Linked DNA regions of Homo sapiens: region 1 is linked to region 2. A link is an interaction called in ENCODE POLR2A ChIA-PET data of the cell type or tissue named here. Cell type or tissue: Panc1. All regions are shown on one strand.

Region 1 (8,000 bases), 240 kb after region 2:
CACAGTGAGTGACACTATTCTAGCTGCTGTGGGTAGAGCAAGAAGCAAGGCAAACAACTCTCCTCCTCTCTTGGAGGTGGAAGGCAAAGAGCTATGCAGGCAGCTTGTTGTCTGTGTCCTCCATGTGGCTGAGTCACACAGGTTCTCCTAGAGGGCTGTCTTACCTGGCTAACTATGCCCAAAACAATGAGCATCACCCTAGACATCTTCCACTAACATAAAGCGGGTCAATATTTGTTAAGCATTTACTGTATCCCAGGCTCTGTCTGTTCTATATCTATTATCTCATTTAATTCTCACAACAACCCTATGAAGATAGTAATTTATGACCCCCGTTTTACAGATAAGGAAAACAGAGATACTCATGATCAAGAGGATTGTCTAGGGTCAAAGACTTCATAGGTAAAGGAGCTGGATATGAACCCAAGCATTTTGATTCCAGAGCCTGGACCCTCAGTCATTTTGCTTAGTCCCGCCAACATCCCTCTACTGCCTCTTTTAATTACACTGCTTCCTCTTCTTCACTCCCTGGCATCCTCTGCTCCTAATTCCTCATGCTTATCTTTAGTTACTTGTCTCCTTTCCCTGTCCTGTACCCACTCACTATCTTAATGGAAGGCAATTAGCTGGGAAGGCAGGCAGGAGCTACCCTCTGACTGCTCTCAGAAATCAGGGGGTTTTACTTCCAATTGAAGTTTCCTGCCTAAATGCCATACCTAATAAGGGAGTATGACAGTCTCCCACACAGCAATGAGAAAGAAAGGCAGTTTCAGACATCTCTGAACAAGTACTTAGCAATATCTGCTATCTATCATTTCCACTGGACTAGGAGCTCCTTGGAGCCTGCATTTCAATAATCATCTTTGTATTCCAGGTAAAGACAAAATCCGGGTTCTATCCCAGTACAAATCACAGAAGGCACACATGCTGTGTAACACTTTTTTTTTTGTAAAATGGGAAAGTACAATTGAATTTAAAAATTATTTTTATTTAGATGTTTTGTATCTTTACCATAAAGTGATTGATGATTAGAAGCTGAGGAGAATTGATAACACAAGAAGATAATGCATTTCGAAGAGGTTTTGGAAACAAACAGCAACAGAAAAAGGTAAGAAGAGGCCAGCTGCCGTGGCTCACACCTGAAATCCTGAAATCCTAGCACTTTGAGAGGCCGAGGCAGGTGAATCATCCGAGGTCAGGAATTCGAGATCAGCCCGGCTAGTACGGTGAAACTCCGTCTCTGCTAAAACTACAAAAAAATTAGCCGGACATAGTGCTGCATGCCTGTAGTCCCACCTACTCGGGAGGCTGAGGCAAGAGAATCACTTGAACCTGGGAGGCAGAGGTTGCAGTGAGCTAAGATTGCTCCACTGCACTCCAGCCTGGGCGACAGAGTGAGACTCCATCTCAAAAAAAAAGTAAGAAGAATTATCAATTATAGAAAGAACCAATAATGATGATAAAAGTACCAATAATAATTACCATTGTATTGCATTAAACACTGTTTTAGGTGTTTGCCTATGTTATTAGCATTTACCCCTCATTCTTATAACAAATCATTTTATGGATGAGAAAATTGAGACTTGGAGGGTTTAAGAAACTTAACCTCCAGGTGTGGTGGCTCACACCTGTAATCCCAGCACTTTGGGAGGCTGAGGCGGGCAGATCATCTGAGGTCAGGAGTTTGAGACCAGCCTGACCAACATGGTGAAATGCAATCTCTACTAAAAATACAAAATTAGCTGGGTGTGGTGGTGCACGCCTGTAATCCCAGCTACTCAGGAGGCTGAGGCAGGAGTATCACTTGAACCAGGGAGTCAGAGGTTGCAGTGAGCCGTGATTGCACCATTGTACTCTAGCCTGGTGACAGAGCAAGACTCTGTCTCAAAAAAAAAAAAAAGTGTGTGTTTATCTATCTCTCTATATATACACTTAAGAGTCTGCCTTTACTCTTGTCTAATTACCCTTTCTTTCCCAAAAGGTAACCATTTTCTTTATGCATTTACACACACACACACACACACACACACACACACATACACACACACACACGCATTGGGTTTTCTTTTTCATAAATGATATAATGGACAATATTGAGTTTCAGGCCTTTTCATATTTCAAAGCCAGAATAAATATACAAGGACTATAACCTGTTTATCATTCTAGGCCTCTTTTCTCAAGGCCCTCCAATCTCATTTGTACTGTAGCCACTGCAAATACATCACAGGCACTGGGAATTGGGCTGCATTAGAGAAAGAGGTGCATCAATAAGATCTCCCTGTGACATCTGACCTTGTAGAACCTCTCCTCTTGTGGCTTTAGCACTCCAAAACCAAGCTGAGAAGAAAAGGATGGAAGAGGAGAGTAGGGGAGAAACGTATAGGCCCCTTGGGCCCTTGGATGCCTGGGCTGTTAGGGTTTGGATACAGTTCTCGCTAGGACTCTAAACTCTTTTGCCTCTTATAGCCAGAGGCATAGAGTTTGAAGCATGTAAGATTTTGGGAAACATGCAACTGACCAAGGTCTAATCATCAATGATTGGAAGTGAAATGTGCAATAAAAGCCAACTGGGAGTTAACTCAAAGGCATTATGAAAGTTTGCTTCACTGAGTTAAAATTATAGCCTTTTGTCCCAAATTTCTCAACAAATACTCTATAGAAATTTTTAAGCCCCAGAGTCCTTAACTAATGTTATTTAAGGCAATTTTATGTGTCTAATTGTACAGATTCTTCGCTAACTTTTGAGAAAGAAATGATCTCAAAATACCCTTGTGTCTACTGATATTTCAAGGTAAGGGAATGCTCTGGAATGCTTCCCATTTTCCAAATGTAATATTTTCCAAAATAAACTTGGGAGTAACTGCATGGTTGATATCATGTGAACATTTTAATTCACACAATCATATTCTGGAGTTTATGGGAGCTTGGCTTTTTTCCAGGAGGTTTGGAAGTCCAAAAGCCGGCTGTTTCTTTTCTGTGGGATAAAGATGGAGCATGTGAATCAGAACTGGTAAATTGGAGAGGAGGTCACAAACCGAATGGAGTTAAGCAAAGTGCAGTGCAATCTGCAGTGGGAGAAAAGCCAGTTGTACAGAGGGGAAGGACTGGTTACCATTAAAGTCTTCAAAATTGGGACCTCAGAGGAGAAATGAGTGGAGAAATGAATGGAGAACAACTCCTTGTTTCTCTCCCTCTCTTCTAGAGGATGGGGCTAGTGTAATGAGATCCAGGTACAATCCTTGAGATATCAGGGATCCCCATCCTGGTCTATTCAGAAGTCCCCCAAACCTTCAGTGCCTATAGTTCATGTACTGCCTCTTCCAAAGAGCCTGCCTCGATGGCTTGATTGCAGTCATCAAATGACATCTCACTATTGAGATGATGTGTTTCCTTGTCCTTTTCTCAATGGAATGTGAGATTCTTGAGACAAAGATGTAACAGGCACACAATAATTATTTGTTGAATGTTGGCTGTATCAGCTTCTCTGGTTGGAAATAATCCCCCCTCCTCTGAGTTCCCCTGGTGCTTTGCACTTACCTCACTCATGTGATCTTTTTCACATTCCACTTTATACTATAATTTCTGTATTTTTTTAGCTCCACTATTATACTCAAATTCTTCTGCAACAGAGATGAGATAATGCATGTAAAGCATTAGTACCATGTCTGCTGAATAAATGATAGCTATTATTATTTGTGTAATGAGGCACTTGGAGGAGCAGAAAATGAATTTTATTTAAAAAAACAGCTTTGGAAAATCACATTTGAATAGATCTTTATTTTGCAAGAGTCACTTGAGTGAATTACAATACTACAAGAGACCTACTGCCTTGGAAGAAGGGAATAATACGATGACTTGGTCTTGAAATATCTGTTCAGTGCTAAGCTGCACAACTTCAGGGGACATCATCCATATTGTAATAGATTGTGATGGACATATTCTGAGAGGCACAATGTGGATGGTACCCCTGGAGTTCTGCAAGGAAGCTGCCCTGAAAAAAGAAAAGGAAAAGAGGCTTTGACCCTTTATCTTTGAGGTCCTAGGTTACTGGTCCTCAAATGGATTGATATGGTACTCACTGAGAATTATCAGCAGGAAAGAAGAACAAGGGCCCCAGAGAGGCACTTGCCATAAGGGAAGGGCTGTCTGCAGAGCACTGGGCTCAGCAAAGCTTTCTGACTGAGGCTAGATGCCATTGGGAAACAAGGATGGACCTGAATCACTGAAGGGCCACTGTAACCTTAAAATCTTTCTGGGCTCTCCCCAGCACCAGTCAGAAACACCAAGGTAGATCTAGAAGTCTCTTTTCCTCTCTATTTCACCAGCTGCTTTTCCTCGAGGGTCCAGGAAGTTGAGACTGATGTTTTAATTTCACTTCAAATATACCATCCTGTACTGTGTATGCTCAGCAAGTGTTAATGACTGACCGGCTAGCTGGTTGAGTGAAAAGTTTTAATATTGAAAGAATTGGAGTCATTCATTATTATTTGATTCCAGACATGAGACAGAGTGGCAATTTGAGGAAAATAGTCCCATGTGATTTTGTGTGTGTGATTTTTATTATTAAAAAACTAAATCTATCATTACATTAAGAAGCTTTCCTTTTATAATCTTTTAACCATATAAACAAGAATATTCTCAGCCCTACCTTCTCTGGCCTCAATGTGGCTGTGAAGATCTTGGGCCTGGGTCAGTCAACACTAGGTCTGAGTCATGTTTTGCAACCTATTTGTTCTGTGATCTTTAGCAACTCACTTAAGTTCCAAGCGTGTTTCTGGTGTATAAAAGGGGACAACAATTGTACATGGTTCATAAAATTAGATGTTATGTGTCAGACACTAAACCTGACACAAAGTAAGCACTTAACAAATGTTAGCTGTCACTATTATTTCCTTCATCACCAAACTCCACTCTGCATCCTTTTATTATTATTATTTTTTTTTTTGAGACGGAGCCTCACTCTGTTACCCAGGCTGGAGTGCAGTGACATGATCTCGGTTCTGCCTCCCAGGTTCAAGCAATTCTCCTGCCTCAGACTCCTGAGTAACTGGGACTATAGGTGTGCGCCACCATGCTCAGCTAATTTGTGTAATTTTTAGTAGAGACGGGAGTTCACCATGTTGGCCGGGTGGTCTCGAACTCCTGACCTCAAGTGATCCACCTGCTTCAACCTCTCAGAATGCTGGGATTACAAGTGTGAGCCACCATGCCCCACCTCACTCTGCATCCTTTTGCAGCTTCCCTGTGTTCATACTTAAATATACTACAATCCAGTACCAATGACCCTCACACTTTGATGGGGTTTTTTTCATGGTTTTTTTTTTTTTTTTTTTTTTTTTTTTGAGATAGAGTCTCACTCTGTCCCCCAGGCTGGAATGCAGTGGCGCGATCTCGGCTCACTGCAAGCTCCACCTCCCAGGTTCACGCCATTCTCCTGCCTCAGCCTCCCGAGTAGCTGGGACTACAGGCGCCCACCACCATGCCTAGCTAATTTTTTTGTATTTTTAGTAGAGACGGGGTTTCACCATGTTAGCCAGGATGGTCTCGATCTCCTGACCTTGTGATCCACCCGCCTTGGCTTCCCAAAGTGCTGGGATTACAGGCATGAGCCACCGCACCCGGTCTTTTTCATGTTAAATAGTTCTTTTTTTTTTTTGTATATACTTAAGGGATATAATATACTTTGATATACATATGCATAGTGAAATGATTACTACAGTCAAGCAAATTAATATATCCATCTCCTCACAGTTCCTTTTTTAAAAAAAAAGTTTTCTAGCTTTGAGATATAATTGACAAAATTTTATAAATTTAAAGTATAAATGTGATAATTTGATATATGTATATTGTGAAATGATTACCACAATCAAGTTAGTTAACACACCTATCACTTCACTAGTGAACTTACATGTATGTATGTGTTCATGGGGGTGGGTGGGTAAGAATATTTAAGATCTCTCAACAATTTCAAGTGTATAGTATTGCATGGTAACTACAGTCACCAAGCTATACGTTAGGTCCCCAGAACTTATTCATCTTATAACTGAAACTTTGTTCCCTTTGACCAACATTTCCCCATTTCCCCTGCCCCCAGCCCCTGGCGACCACCATTCTACTCTTTGTTTCTATGGGTTTAACTTTTTTAGATTCTATACATAAGTAAGATAATACAGTATTTGGCTTTGTCTGTCTGGTTTGTTTCGCTTAGCATAATGCCTTCAAGGTTCATCTATGTTGCAAATTATGGTATTTCTTTCTTTTTAAGGCTGAATAATATTCCGTTTGTCTATACATAACACAATTTCTTTACCCATTCATCTATCAATAGACACTTAGGTTGTTTTAGTGTTGTGGCTACTATAAATAATGCTAGAGTGAAGATGGGCGTGCAGATTCTCTTCGAGATATTGATTTCATTTCCTTTGAATATATACCCAGGAGTGAGATTGTTGGGTCATATGGTAGTTTCATTTTTAATTTTCTGAGAAACCTCCATACTGTTTTCCATAATGGCTGTACCAATTTACATTCCCATCAAGAGTGGAGAAGGATTCCCTTTTCTCCACATCCTTACCAACATTCGATATATTTTATCTTTTTGATGATAGCCATTCTAACTGGTGTGAGATTATATCTCATTGTGGTTTTGATTTGCAATTCCCTGATGGTTAGTGATGTTGAGCACCTTTTCATGTACCTGTGGGTCATTTGTATGTCTGCTTTGGGCAAGTGCCTACTGAGGCCCTTTGTCCATTTTTTAATTGGATCATTGGTTTTTGCTACTGAGTTTTATGAATTCTTTATATATTTTGTGTATTAACCCCTTATCAGATATATGGTTTACAAATGTTTTCTCCCATTCCATAGGTTGCCTTTTCATTCTGCTGATTGTTTCCTTTGCTTGTGCAGATTTTTAGTTTGATATAGTCCCACTTATTTATTTTTGCTTTTGTTGCTTGTGTACTCTGATGTTCTTTTAAAGGTCTTCAATGACTTTCTTATTGCCAAGGCCAATGAATACTTTTGTTTCCACTGCTTTCTTTCGGGTATCTGATATCCCCAAACACTCTCTTCTTTTTGGAATTCTCTGTTTCCATGACAATCCATTCTCCTGATTTTCCCAATGAATCACAATGTCTCTTCTCAATTTTCTTACTTGGCTTCTTCTTCTGTTAGCCAGACCTTACGTATTATTACTCCAAGATTTAATTATTCACCTGTCTTTCCTTTTCACCTGGCACACTGCTACCTTGACTTCAGTTATTATTCATACTCCAACTACTTTTAAATATATATTTGTACTTCTATGTTAATCTTCAGACCTGTATTTTTGACATCTTACTTGACATCTCCACCTGGATTTCTCTCGGGAACCTCAAAACTGGGGTATATAAAGTAAAATGTATCCTCTCTTACTCCAAACCAGCTCCTTATTCTGTAGTCATTTTTCTGTTAGTGGCATTAATACTTCCACATTCATTCAAGTAAACTGATGTTATCTATAACTTCTCCCTCTCTCTCACCACACCCCTCCGCACCCCTCTCCCATCAATAGGCACTCATTCTATTTATTCTGCTCCTAAACACCTCTCAAATCTATCTTTTCTTCTACATCCTCACTGCCAGAACCTTGATTTAGGCCATCATTTTCTCTTGCCCAAATACTGCAGTAGCATTCTACATAACTGTCATTTTCTATTTATAAAATACAATATCACTCATCGGCTAAAATCCTTTACAGACCTCACCCTCAAAACTGGACAGAACCAGAGTGGGGCTGCTAGAAAAAAAAAATAATAAGAATAATTTACTTTTAAATTTTCAAAAAAAATTTTTTTTTTTGAGATGGAGTTTTGCTCTGTTGCCCAAGCTGAAGTGCAGTGGCGCAATCTCAGCTCACTGCAACCTCCGCCTCCAAGGTTCAAGCGATTATCCTGCCTCAGCCTCCCAAGTAGCTGGGACTATAGGTGCCCAACACCACGCCTGGCTAATTTTTTGTA
Region 2 (8,000 bases):
ACAAGTAAGATGGAGAAGGATTTGAACCAACACAGCTGAACCCCAGAGTTCCCTCTCAACTACACTATAGTGTCTTTTGATTACCTCCGACACAGAACTTAAACAAAAGAAAATAACAGAAAGAAAGAATCAGGCTTGAGAAAGACACAGTGAGTTATAGCATAGCCCAATGAGTTATAGCACCTCACAAGCAGTAAAGCAAACAGTTAAATTTAACTGCTTCAAATTTGAGCATCTGTATCAGTAAAGTCTCATCTAAGAACTTTCTGTGATTAGTAATAATGCTCCTTAAACAAGAAGCAGACAGCATGCAAAAGAGGATTCCAGAACTCGAAAGGATATAATGTTTGGATGTTTAGTCACACTCAACATTGCTAAGAGTTATCACCAGTTTCTTAGTGAAGAACTGAAGATTAGTATAAGAATCCATTTCTAGGGTTTATATGGAAATACAAAGGCATATAATCATATAGCCTACATAATATAATCTCATTTGAGAAGCTGAAAGACATATATACACATATACACATACACATACACACACACAAATGTGTGGAAGGAGAGAGGAAAGAAGTGAAGGCAGGAGGAAAGAAAGGGGCAAAGGAGGGAGGAAAAGAGGAAGAGTGAGGGCAAGCAGGACCAACAGACAGATAGAGGCATAGCCAACAGACTAAAAGTATACAAACAAAGCTGGTAGTTACTTGTCTTTGAAAGAAGAGATTATGGGTGATAATTATTATTATTTTGTTCAATCATATTTGCTCATTTTTCCACAATGAGCAAAAGACATGTTTTTGCCCCCAAAAAATCACTTTAATATAATCTTAATTTGAGGCCATTGTCCTCTAAAATACTCTACAGAACTCCAGTTATTGACTTTAATTCACAGGGCATCATGTCTCTATATGAAGCTTCCTCATTCTCAATGAATCTTTTTATATTCATCATAAATTCCCAAATTAAAAAATATTTTGAGGAATCATACTACATATTACAACATAATTTAAGTAAACAAACCCAAAAGTTAATTCTTTAAGGTATCTGCATTTTTTCATCTTTTCATAGCGAACCGCTTCCAACTTCTGAATTTATAATTTGCAAATTATATCTTATTCCAAATAACTTTAATCTCATATTTTCAAAATCAGATTATATTTATATCTCAAGCCTAAATGAGGTGGAATTAGTTGTAATTAAAACTGAGGTATAAAGGTATGTAAGTTTATATAGTTGGAATCACTTATTTTGGCTAATATAATGGATCCTCTAATAATATTTAAACATAAAGCGACATTTAGTTTAAAAGTAAATTCAAATAAGTTTATAACTTCAAAACCTCATTTTAAAAGACATCCATTAAAAGGTTGTCCTAACATGGAGACAGGGAGTAATCTACCCCTTAGGGTAATAGGCAGGTCTTGAGGTCAATGTTTTTAATAGATCCCTGAAACATCAATGTATTTCATTATAAAGTTAAAAAGTTATTCCCAGTTTTGTAACTTACCAACCAGATGATATACTAGCAAATTCTGGGAAAATAATGTCTTATAGCTACATTGAAGATACACACAAAATGAATATATATCCTTTAAATATAAAAGGCTACTCTAGATAAATACTGAAGACCTCCTCTTACCTCACTGCTTCTAGCAACCATTTCCTCTTAACCCTCCCTTCTCTTCACCTTCACTTCCTCTCTTACAGGCAGGGAGAGAAACAGTCAACTATAAAGAAAGAAGGCCAACTGCATGGCAGCTCTTTGGCTATGATAATTTTTTAAATTGCTTGTAGATACTTTTTTTTTTTTCTTTCAAGAGACAAGATTCTCCTTATGTTGCCCAGGCTGGAGTACAGTGTCTACTCACAGGCACAATCGTAGCGCACTACAGCCCTGAATTCCTGGGCTCAAGCAATCTTCCTTTCTCAGCCTCCTGTGTAACTGGGACTGTAGGCATGTGCCACCATGCCCAGCTCTTGCAGATACTTTAAGAGTCACCTGTGGCTTTATTTAGTTATGATAAAACATGTCCAGAAAGATATAAATAATGAAGAAAAATTGGATACCTTGTTTGGCTTCATTCATCACTCATTTTAATCTTTCTAGCTTTTTAAATCCAGTTTTCAATGGATACACTAACAACTAGTTCAGAGTAAGGCTGGCAATAGAGAGAAGGATGGCAGAATTTTGCTCCTCTGCAAATTCAGGGCCAACACATTTGTTTCTTTGCCCTGCCCTCTTCTTCCGACCCCTACCTGCTCTGAAGTGCCAATCTCCACTCTATACTCCAAGATCCCTTTTTGTCCAGTCCCATTTACTGTGCTGTCCCAAATTCCTCTAGTCAGAATGGTGTCAGAGTGGGGGAGAAATGGAGAAGAAAGGGAAAAAAAGAGGAAGGAAAGGAAAAGCCCCACTTTAAATCATTATCCCAATCCTTTGGCTCCTCAATTTGTAGTATTAACCTATTTAGTTTTGTTATTTTATATTTTGTAGGGATGGGGTCTCCCTATGTTGTCCAAGCTGGTATCGAACCCCTGGGCTCAAACAATCCTCCTGCCTTGGCTCTTAAAATGCTGGAATTACAGGAATGAGCTGCCACACCAGGCCCTTATTTTGTTTTTAACCATTCTCTCCCTAAGATCTCCAGTTCTGTCCTTCTGTCCCATCACTCGCCATCCACCCACACACTGAACTCTAGCTCCAAATATGGGATTGTGGAGTAGCTCACATCTGGATAATTCCCAGTCCTTTTGCTTTAGTGCTAACATGCTGGACATCAATGTATTTTCCCAAAGAAATATTATCATAAATATTATTTGTTTCTATAGTAGCATTGGCACTGCACTTCAACTATATTTTATAGATTCATTTATAGGTTGAATAACTTTTAAAGATGGGCTTGGAAACATAAATAATGTTTAAAAATATTATGTTCTTGTAGGATTATGTGTTCTAACTTTTCATAGCCACAGAGATCATTTTATCCATGACAAATTTAAAATGAAAGAAGCCAAGTATCTTATTGAAGGCCACAGAGTTTGTAAGTGGTAGAGCCAAAACCTAAAGAGGGGTCTGTTATATATGGCATTGAAGACTGTACAATTTCTATTCTACCATGGAATCTCCTAAAACACATGTATGTTTTTTAATTAAGTCAATGAAAACTCTGAAAGGCTAAAAATTTTACTTCTAATCCTTAAATTTTTTTAACTGAGTATCATTCATTCAAACATTTACTGGGTACTGTTTTACCTAAAACTCCCTCTAGTAATCACCAATACTAATAAACTATTACTGACATTGTCAATGAAAAAAATACTCAAATTATTTTAAAAACTCACCACTGATATTAGAAATTTATCATAATTATTTCTTTTACCTATGAATGTTTGATGTGCTGAGACTTCTGCAAAGGTAACAGATTGTTATATATAAGACACCCTTCTTGCTCAAAACAGAAATGCTTTATTGAAAAAATGTTTTTTTAAAATCTGTGGACTGTCATTTTCAAAACAAGAATAATTTATTTTCATTTCTCATAACTTCTAAAGAGTAAACTGAATTTATAAGAATTATCAATTTTTTGTCAATAATATAAAAAGAATTTGTAAAACATGAAACAAATTTACTTTTTCATGAGACAACGATTGTTACTATTAAATTCTAGGTAAATTGTAACTTAGAAATAAGATTACACAGTGCCAATTTGATGTACCTTAACAATGCTAACAGGTTAAAATTCCATCAGGTTAGAAGTGTACACCAGGATATATATATATATATATATATATATATATATATATATATATATATATATATATATATATATATATGGCTCATCCTTTAAGTTCAAACAACAATCTTGATTGACAAAGAGGCTACTGTATCCAGTGGAACCTCTGGGAACTACTGTAGAACTAGAATAAGACCATCAGCAATGAATAACATATTAGTGGTGTGAGTTTTCCACTGATTTAAAAACATGTGAATGTCATCCACTTTTGAACTTTGACATCAGTGAAAAATCACAAACAAAATATTCACATTTTTAAAACCACCTAAGAATGTCATTTTTATTGCAAGTGTCTGAAAGGCAACTGGCCATTTTTGACATGATTGTGTCCCATTAAGTCCTTACCTTAGGGGTCGCATTTTAGGTTCATGCTGTTTCTCCATACAATATTTCTCTTTGCCTTCTACTAAAACAATTTATATTCATTATAAAATGTTAGAGTAACTATCTGGGCACAACTACCTCAAAGACTGACAGGTAAAAAAATGACAACAGATTTGCCACAAGTTTCTCATTCTTAGAGTACACTCAACAAATGAGCAGGCTAATTTTTTTCTACCAATAAAGAAAGTCAGATCACAGTCATGTGACTTGGTGTAATAAGCTTTGTATTCTCACAGGAAATGATTCACAGCATTTATGAACCTATGTTTTCTCATGTTTTCCATTTGTTTTGAGGAAAGTAACACTCCTAACAATCTCAATACTTCTTCTCATTGAACAAATTTTGCATTTTTGGTAAACTCACAGGTTTGGCTGCCAATAATAGAAGTGCCTCATTTCATCTGTATATATCTTCTGAGGAATAATGGCTTCATGTTTGTCCTTGTCTATATATAATACACACACACACACACACACACACACACACACATATATATTTTAATTTTTTTTTTTTTTTGAGATTTAGTTCTGCTCTTGTTGCCCAGGCTGGAGTGCAATGGTGTGATCTTGGCTCACCACAGCCTCCACCTCCCAGGTCCAGGCGATTCTCCTGCCTCAGCCACCCAAGTAGCTGGGATTACAGGCATGTGCCCCATGCCTGGCTAATTTTGTATTTTTAGTAGTGACGGGGTTTCTCCATGTTGGTCAGGCTGGTCTCAAACTCCTGACCTCAGGTGATCTACCTGCCTCAGCCTCCCAAAGTGCTGGGATTACAGGCATGAGCCACTGTGCCCGGCTCCATGTCTATTTTTATAAGAAATTAAATTATCTTTTAAGAAAGACCATGTATTTAGAAAGCCACGAGCATTAGATTTTTCTATTTTCTACTTTTTTTCAGTCCTCTTTCACTTAAAACACATGTGCAAGGCTTCCAAACCATTTTATTTCTTCCTAATCATTTATAATAATTTTTCCCAGACAATTTTAATAATCTACCCCTAAATGTTGACATTATGGACCAGAGTTTAGACTCTATTCTCTTTCCCATTCCCCAATTTATCAATCTCGTCTGCTTCTTCAATCTTCTCTTATTCACTTAAACTTTCCCAGAGTCTAGTCTCTCCAGTCTAAGAAAGAGAGAGAAGGAGGGTAGGAAGGGGACAAGAAAGAAAAGAAAAACCCTTAATCCTCTAGCAAATGGCCCTATCTTTTTCTCTCAAGCTTCTTGAGTTTACTAAACTCACTCTTACTTCCTTATTTCACATTTATTTCTTAATCCACTACCCCAACCCACCTACAGAAATTTCTCTAGCAGCTTACCACTGACCATCAGATTGCAGATGAAGACTTTTTACCTCTCACTTACTGGATACATCTAGAGCAATAACAATAAAGATAATGCTGTCCTTACTGAAATTGTGTATTTAGTCAACTTTCTCTCTTGGTTTAAAAACAATCACTACTCTTAACTCTGCGTTTGCTAAGTGATCAGTCACTGTTCTAGGTGCTCACGCGTTTTAGTTCAGTGTTTTTTCTCACTACTGGCTGTTAGCCATCAGTGAGTCACAGCAGCTTTTTAATTACATAAATTAGAATAGGAAATATCCAAATATATCACATGTAGGAAGGTTCAGTATTTTTCTGGGAAATTTATATACATATATATACATGTATATATGGTAACATAATCATAATATATAAAATATCGTTCTTATTTTGGGTTGTCACATCAAAAACATTTGAAAGACAATGTGTCGTATTCAATCCTCAAAGCCCTACCTATGAGGCCCACATGTTAATTTACACTTTTCATAATGAAGAAAATGAGGTGTAGCAAAGTTATGTAATTCGTCTAAAGTCAGACAGCTAGTGTGACAGCTAACAGTAGCACCTAAATTTAACAAGGTATTTATAATGCCTCTTGCCACTACTCTGGCCTCTGCTTTACTGACTCCTTTCCTACTGCCTATGCTTCAAACATCAAGATTCTCCAGTCCATACTTGGAACACTTTTTCTTACTCTCCATATTCTCACTACAGAACACTATCAACCTGCATGGTTTAAACTAATATCTACATGCTGATAACTCCTAAATTTCTATCCCTGACCCAGATTTATCACCTGAGCTCTGAATACCCAACTGTTACCCATTATTTCTCTAGCTGAATGTCATAAAAGAACCTCAGCCTCAGTATTTGCAAAGCTTGTATTCAATTTTCACACATTTTTCCTATTTTATAATTTGCTTACCTTCCAGCGTTTTTCATCTTCCTCATCCAAGCAGCAATCCTCATATCTCAGATAAACCTACTCTCCACCGTATCATTGCCATAAGTTTTGGTCAAGTCCTCACCATTTCTCTGCTGGATAACTGCAAGAGCATCCCCTATTACCTGTGATATACTCCCTCCAAATCCCAAATTCACTCTCTGCATTGCTGCAAGTAATCCCTTTACAATAAAATCTAATTATTTAAGGCACATCTCCTAACTCTGAAATACAACTTTTAACCTCTAAATTCTGTATATAATTTGATTTATTTAGGCTAGGTTCTTATGTATTTTTAAGCAATATTTTTTTAAAAAGAACCTAAGACCATATATTTGGCCACAAAACAAGTCTTAAAAAATTCAAAAACTTGAAATCATATCAAGTCTCTTCTCTGACCAGAACGGAAAAAAATTAGAAGTCAATAACAAAGGAAACTTTGGAAACTACACATAGACATTAAACAATACACTCCTGAGTGACCAATGAAAAAATTAAGAAGAAAATTTAAAAATTTCTTGAAACAAATGAAAATGGAAACACAACAAACCAAAATCTATGAAATACAGTGAAAGCAATACTAAGAGAAAAGTTTATAATAAGCACCTACATCAAAAAGCAGAAAAACTTTAAGCAAACAACATAACAATGCATCTTAAAGAACTAGAAAAGCAAGAGCAAACCAAGCCCAAAATTAGCAGAAGAAAATAATATCAAAATAGAATAAAATACATACAAAAATACAAAAGATCAAAAAAATGAAAAGTTGGTTTTTTGAAAAGATAAATAGATCGACAAAACTTTAGCCAGAATAACTAAACAAAATGCACAAATACATCAGAGATGAAAAAGGAGACAGTGCGATTCATGTAATTCAACTGAATTACAGCAGAAATGCAAATGCTCCTAAGAGACTATAATGATCAACTATATGCCAATAAATTGGAATACCTTCAAGAAATGAATACATTCCTAGACACATACAATCTACCAAAATTGAACCATGAAGAATTCCAAAACCTGAATAGATCAAAGACAAAGGATGAGATTGAAGCTGTAATAAAAAGCCTCCCAGCAAAGAAAAGTCCAGAACCTGATAGTTTCACTGCAGAATTTTACTATAAGAACTAATACCAATCCTACTCAAACTATTCTAAAAATAAAGGAGAAAAGAATACTTCCAAACTCATTCTATGAGGACAATAGTACCCTGATATCAAAACCAAACACATAGCAATAAAAGAAAACTACAGGTCAATATATCTGATGAACACTGATACAAAAATCCTCAACAAAATACTAGCAAACCAAATTCCACAGCACAGTAAAAAGATAATTCATCATGAAAAACTGGGATTTATCCCAGGGATACAAGGATGTTTCAACATAAGCAAATCAGTACTAAGTGAAAGCAGTACTAAGAGAAAAGTTATAACAATAAGCACATCAAAAAAACAGAAAACCTTTAAACAACCTAACAATGCATCTTAGAGAACTAGAAAAGAGCAAAGCAAGCCCAAAATTAGCAGAAGAAAATAACATCAATGTAGAAATAA

The links. ChIA-PET counts read pairs that join two places held together with the same protein. Peaks named below come from ENCODE experiments on the same cell type or tissue, not always from the same donor. Only the 100,000 strongest peaks of a DNase experiment are listed, where the experiment ranks them.
Region 1: POLR2A ChIA-PET joins it to region 2 with 6 read pairs; 2 of 35 experiments call an interaction of 5 or more read pairs at or near these places.

Annotation. Positions count from the first base shown.
Region 1 is chr11:87,009,030-87,017,029 of GRCh38, reverse strand. It overlaps LOC105369422 (a long non-coding RNA gene), which reads left to right. Exons shown (of 5, transcript XR_007062827.1): 3 at 1,019-1,108; 4 at 2,727-2,791; 5 at 2,940-4,589. Among named protein-coding and RNA genes, the nearest start is that of TMEM135, 25 kb to the left of the region's middle. In Panc1, no CTCF peak of the experiment used is centred here; no DNase peak of the experiment used is centred here.
Region 2 is chr11:87,249,464-87,257,463 of GRCh38, reverse strand. The region is part of intron 6 of TMEM135 (transmembrane protein 135); the gene reads right to left. Among named protein-coding and RNA genes, the nearest start is that of TMEM135, 220 kb to the right of the region's middle. In Panc1, no CTCF peak of the experiment used is centred here; a DNase peak (open chromatin) is centred at 4,503.